Linked DNA regions of Homo sapiens: region 2 is linked to region 1. Evidence: chromatin loops called from intact Hi-C (ENCODE). Cell type or tissue: heart right ventricle. All regions are shown on one strand. Links, peaks and the distances in the headings refer to the core of each region. The heading gives the core; the rest is flanking DNA. Region 1 overlaps SIPA1L2 (signal induced proliferation associated 1 like 2). Region 2 overlaps SIPA1L2 (signal induced proliferation associated 1 like 2).

Region 1 (2,926 bases), core at 200-2,699:
ACTGGGGAGGCTGAGGAGGGCCGATCCCTTGAGCCCAGGCGTTCGAGGTTACGGTGGGCTGATCGTGCCAGTGGACCCCAACCTGTGTGACAGAGTGAGACCCTGTCACAAAAAAAAAAAAATGTTTTAAATGACAAGAATAAGTGAAGGAGACTAATGTTGATTTATGAAGAGAATAAAGAATTGGGGAGAGATATTCTTAAAGGCGAGTGTAAAATGTTACCGTGCTTGAACTTTCATTTGTGTTCTCTCATGTATACTTAACGAGAACCTTATAAGGCTGGTGGGATTTTTTTCCCTTTTACAGATACAAAAACTAAGGTTTAATGAAAGTGTGGTTTTCTGAATCTGAGTCCTTATGTTTTAAACCCATTTCTCTTGGTTCCAGCTATAGTGTTCTTTATTCTACAGCTCACTTGTAAGGTATGGTAGGTTTCAATAAATCATGATGAAAGGAAAGAATGAAAAGACAGAAAGGAAGAAGGGAGAGAGGGAGGGAACTAAAGAAGGTGTGTGCATATAAGAATGGCGGAATTACCGACTCACTATCACTGAAAGGGGGAAGTGGAGGCTGAGGGTTGGGCTAATGAGCTCATTGTTCTGGTCTAAAAACTGCCCTGTTCTCTCAGCCAGTGAATTGTCTGTTATTAACTAGAAATTTTGTAATTTGTGGTGAGGTAGCAGTTTTACTGATTGAATCAGGTTATATATTCTTTGTTGGGAAGTGAGTGGGTCCTTCTGTGATCATGCAGAGAACATTTTTTTTAGCCCGAGTCTTTGCCAAGATTAAAAGAAATATAAGAGGAAAACAATTTTTGTTTTGCATTTATATTTTGCTAGATTTGCATAATCTTTGTTTAAGCCAGTTGAATGTGAATCCCTAAATACATTTCAGGCATTTAAATATTTAAAAGGATTCATCCACAGTACTTTACTCACCCAAAGAATAAGTGCTTACAACAAAGAAAATAACACCCTTGCAGATGTAGCCTATGTAGACTTTGTTCACCTTGTCATTGAATTATACAACATTAATAGAGAAGCTAGAATTTGAACATTCACTGAAATGCTTAGCTGGCTCTGTTCCAAAATATTGTTTCCCTGGTAGAGAAAGCAGGACAATTTGTTTAAAACTGGCAGTTTGCCAGTCAGAATAGCTCTGACGCAATCATTGCAGTAACTACTTTGCTCTGACTGCTAATTTTAGGGCAGTTAAATCTGGGTGATGTCTGATGGCTGCTGTCGCTGTGCGTCTGGTTATGTGAAGCTTTCTAAATTCATCCTCTTAGCTTGGCACCGTAACTTAGTTCTTTCTGAGATAAGCTGTGGAGCAGAGGGGATGTTGAGTCGGCACAGGATATGTGCATGGAATGAGGAACAAGGCCCTAGGAGAGTTTCAAGAGACACTGCTTTCATCTTACTACGCTCTTTGTTATTCCAATAGCAAAGGCTTAGCACATCTGTACTTCCCTTGCTGTAGCACCCTGGGAGGTGTTGAGGAAGGTGGAGAGAAGTGTACATCGAGACACCTACCTTCATGGAACAGGGTTCTGGCAATATGCACTTGCTTTCCTTGTCATCCCTGCAAGCATTAGTGTGTTTAAAAGTGAACTTTTATCTTCTTCCTTTTTGGAACAGGTAAAACTACGGAGAAAAATGGTAATTTAAAAAAATCTGGCCGGGCGTGGTGGCTCATGCCCATAATCCCAGCACTTTGGGAGGCTGAGGCGGGCGGATCATGAGTTCAGGAGTTCAAGACCAGCCTGACCAACATGGTGAAACCCCGTCTCTACTAAAAATACAAAAATTAGCCAGGCTTGGCAGCGCGTGCCTGTAATCCCAGCTACTCAGGAGGCTGAGGCGGGAGAAACGCTTGAACTCGGGAGGCGGAGGTTGCAGTGAGCTGAGATCGCGCCACTGCACTCCAGCCTGGTGAGAGAGCAAGACTCCATCTTAAAAAAAAAATCTATTTGGAGCATTTAAGAGCAGAGTAGAATATCCTGCTATTGCAGATGATACAAGTGGGATAAGGGGTTCTTCCATGGCCTTGTCTAACTCCCTCAGCTTTCTGGGGCAGTGACTATAATCCAATTTTAAAATAAGGATGTGGGACCATGCCATCTTGAAGTCTTTTTAAATGCTGGCATTCTAAGATTTCCAAGTTAACAGGGGCACCCTAGGGTGTGAGACCCCTGAGGACAGGGATCTTGTCCTTCCATCCCTTCCATCCCGTCCTGGGTAGCTGTCAGGCAGAGTCAGCAAATTAACTGACTCTTAGAATTTAGTCCTCGGAGGGACTTTGAGTGTTCTTCTAGTTAAACTTCCTGATGTTACTGATTCAGAACTATCAGAGGGCATGATTTAATCACTAGAGCTATTGTGTAGTAGCATGGGCTACCTTATTAGGTGATGAATGCACTGCCTTCTTAGGTGATGAACTAACTAACTTGGGCAGAGTTGATGGCTATGTGTCAGGTGTATTAGAAAAAGATTCCTGTGTAAATGAGACCATATGATAGATGGGCGCTACAGCTTCTTTCAGATGAAAGACTGTGTGGTTAGCTGAGAATAAGGTGGGTTTGCATGGTTAGGAAAACATTCAAGGAAGATAGAACTTGAGTTAAGCTTTGGAAAATGGTTAGGATTTGAGTTTTTGTTGAGGGCCTCTTGTGTGCAGGGAAACTGTAGGCCCTCTCCAAGACCAGAAGATACATACAGAACACTCTCAGTTGTTCCTTTGATCACAGTACTATCTCTATTAAAATGATCTGCTTAAATACAAACTCATCTTTTTGCCTGGTTTAGGTTTTGCAACTCCAGAGATGCATTTTATTAACAAAAGCAACATTAAGGAGAAGTGACGGACAGTATTTTCAAAGTGGTGATAATTACTTTGTCTATCACGTAAGATGGTCATTATGTTTTT
Region 2 (2,926 bases), core at 263-2,762, 48 kb after region 1:
CCAGCCTGCTCTGCCCGGGGCTGGGGGCACGGTCATCTAAACCCCTTCCTTGGCTGCAGAATAAAGGCAGAGGTGCTCCCTTACTTATGTGTGTGCACAAATACTGCATTTCCTGTAGCAGCAGGAAATAAGATGGGCTTGTGAAGGAGCCTGTCGGAAGTAACCACCCCCAGGACATTTGTCCTCCAGCTTTGGATTGTCAAAAATGGATTCCCATCCTTTCCTCTCAGTCTGTGTCTACACAACAATGCACACAGGCACATGGCACATGCACGCACCCACACACACAGTTTTCAGGTTACAAACTTCATGACCTTTTACCCCTAAGCACTTCAGTGCGATAGAGATATTTGCTTGGGTAACAGAGGTTTAGTTATCAACTTCAGATAGCTAATATCGATTCCTTACTCACACCAAATCTATTATTTGTATCCCAGTTTTACCATTTGCTCGAAAATGTCCTTTGTAGCATCATTCCCCTCCATATAGGGTCCCTCTAGGGTCAGGCGCTGCATTTAGTTGCTGTGTCCCTTGATCAATCATTATTTCCATAGCCTTTGTCTTTTATGCGTGTTGGTGCATTTTGAGGTCTGTGGCCTGGGAGCTTGCCTTTAAAAATGATTTGGGGGGCCGGGCACAGTGACTCAAACCTGTAATCCCAGCATTTTGGAAGGCCGAGGCGGACGGATCACCTGAGATGGGGAGTTCGAGACCACCCTGACCAACATGGAGAAACCCCGTCTCTACTAAAAATACAAAAAAATTAGACGGGCATGGTGGCTCACGCCTGTAATCCCAGCTACTTGGGAGGCTGAGGCAGGAGAATCACTTGAACCTGGGAGGCGGAGGTTGCGGTGAGCCGAGATTGCGCCATTGCACTCCAGCCTGGGCAGCTAGACTTTGTCTCAAGGAAAAAATAAATAAATAAATATATATATATATATATATATATATATATATATATATATATGTATGTATGTATATATGTGTGTATATATATATATATATATATATGTATGTATATGTGTGTGTATATATATATATATGTATTTGACGATAAACATTTAAACTGTGACAGAATACCACTGGAGGAGGGGGTGGATATCCACTACGAGTTTCTTATAAATTGTGAGTACATAAGTACATACATGTTGAGTGGTGAAATTGTGAAAATCCTTGCAAGAAAAGAGGTGGAATGGAGGAGAGAACAGTAGACACAGACTCTGCCTGAAAAGAATGTGTTCCCTCCTAATGGGAATCAAGAGACTTGGCTGAAGTGCTAATGAAAACCGTTGAGACTGAGTAAATTCTGATGCGGAAGTAAAACGAGGGAGATAGTGAACATTTTCAGCATAGGAAATGGGAGGTGCTTCCCACCTAGGTTTAAGGAAAAACCAACACATTGTACGGCTGCCCTTGTCCCTCCCAGTTCCTTGGTTTCCTCCGAATCTAAGTGATGAGTTCTTTCTGTTACTAGCCTGCTGGCCAGCTAAGGGACACCTCATGCTGCCCGGACACAGCTGGGGACCTTCTGGCCTTTACTGCACTTTGGAGTACTATGGGAAACAGGCACTGTGTGGACTTCACACTTTCTGAATTTTCCTTAGTCAGGTGTATACAGACGTGTACCTAGAGGACATGGTCTCCAGATTAATTTCTTTATGGGTAATCTGATGAGTGCAGTTCTGGAATATGCTACCGTATACAATAGGGAGCACATTTGTGATGCATTGTGTTAGCCCCTTTTTGTGTTGCTATAAAGAAATACCTGAGGCTGGATAATTTACAAAGAAAAGGGGTTTAATTCACGGTTCTGCAGGCTGTACAGGAAGCATGGTACTGGCATCTGCTTGGCTTCTGGTGAGACCTAAGAAAGCTTTTAGGTAGAAGTTGAAGCGGAAGCCAGCATGTCACGTGGTGAGAGTGGAAGAATCAGACAGAAGGGGGAGGTCCCAGACTCTCTTAAACAACCATATTTCATGTGAACTAACTGAAGGAGAACTCACTTAACCCCAAGGGGACGGTGCTAAGCCATTCATGAGGGATCCACCTCCATGATTCAGTCATCTCTCACTAGGCCCCACCTCCAACCCTGGGATCACATTTCAACATGAGATTTGGAGGGAGCAAATACCCAAGCCATATCATGTGTGTGCACGATTTTAGGCAAACTTCATTTTACCAAAAGTTCTTCAGTTTTTAAATTTGTAAGTATATTAATTTCAGGTAACACAGAAATGTATAAAATGGAGCATAAATCTCTCCTGCAGTCTCATTCCCCAAAGGCAATCACTGTCAACAGACTTTTCAGAAACCCACATGCACACTTAAAAAAATTGAATTATTCAATATGTACTATTTTTGACCACAGATATGTTGTACATTGCCTTTATTTTCACTTACCAATATATTGTAGACATCTTCTCATTGTCTGGTTTTAATGTTAAAAAAAGTGTTTTATCGTTTTAGTGTTTATGTTCTAAAAAATTAATACTGAGGTTAGGTTTACATGCTTATTGACCACTTGTATTTGTTTTGCTCATTTATCTTTTGGAGTTTTACATGTACTGATATTTTAAATCTCTATTCTGGATATTAGTCTTTTGTCACATGTAACAAACAAGTATTTTTTCCAATTCTTAGTTTGCCCTTGAGCTTTCTGGAGATACCTTTTGCAATAGAGTAGTTTTGAGTTCTCTTTTATCAAGTATGTCAGTCTCTCAGTCTCTCCCTAAGTTTAGCTCCTTTTTTTTTTTTTTTTTTATAGTTTCTGGCCTGATTCTCATGCTAAGAGAAAACACTCCACAATTATAAAAATTACTTTCCATATTTTAGTTTTAAATTTGCATATGATGCTTTTTTTCTTTATTTTTGCATGTGGTATGAGTTGCAGATCTAAATTTTTTCCAGTCTGTTAGTCCAACTC

Evidence for each region. Hi-C counts contacts between places; a loop is a spot of excess contacts. Peaks named below come from ENCODE experiments on the same cell type or tissue, not always from the same donor. Only the 100,000 strongest peaks of a DNase experiment are listed, where the experiment ranks them.
Region 2: a loop joins it to region 1, with 2.6 times the contacts of the local background. A loop is called at or near these places in 21 of 110 quality-filtered maps.

What each region holds. Positions count from the first base shown.
Region 1 is chr1:232,618,933-232,621,858 of GRCh38, reverse strand. The region is part of intron 1 of SIPA1L2 (signal induced proliferation associated 1 like 2); the gene reads left to right. Among named protein-coding and RNA genes, the nearest start is that of SIPA1L2, 9.7 kb to the left of the region's middle. In heart right ventricle, for the core only: no CTCF peak of the experiment used is centred there; a DNase peak (open chromatin) is centred at 1,238; H3K4me3 peaks cover 833 bases; H3K27ac peaks cover 2,500 bases.
Region 2 is chr1:232,570,783-232,573,708 of GRCh38, reverse strand. The region is part of intron 2 of SIPA1L2 (signal induced proliferation associated 1 like 2); the gene reads left to right. Among named protein-coding and RNA genes, the nearest start is that of SIPA1L2, 58 kb to the left of the region's middle. In heart right ventricle, for the core only: no CTCF peak of the experiment used is centred there; no DNase peak of the experiment used is centred there; H3K27ac peaks cover 1,949 bases.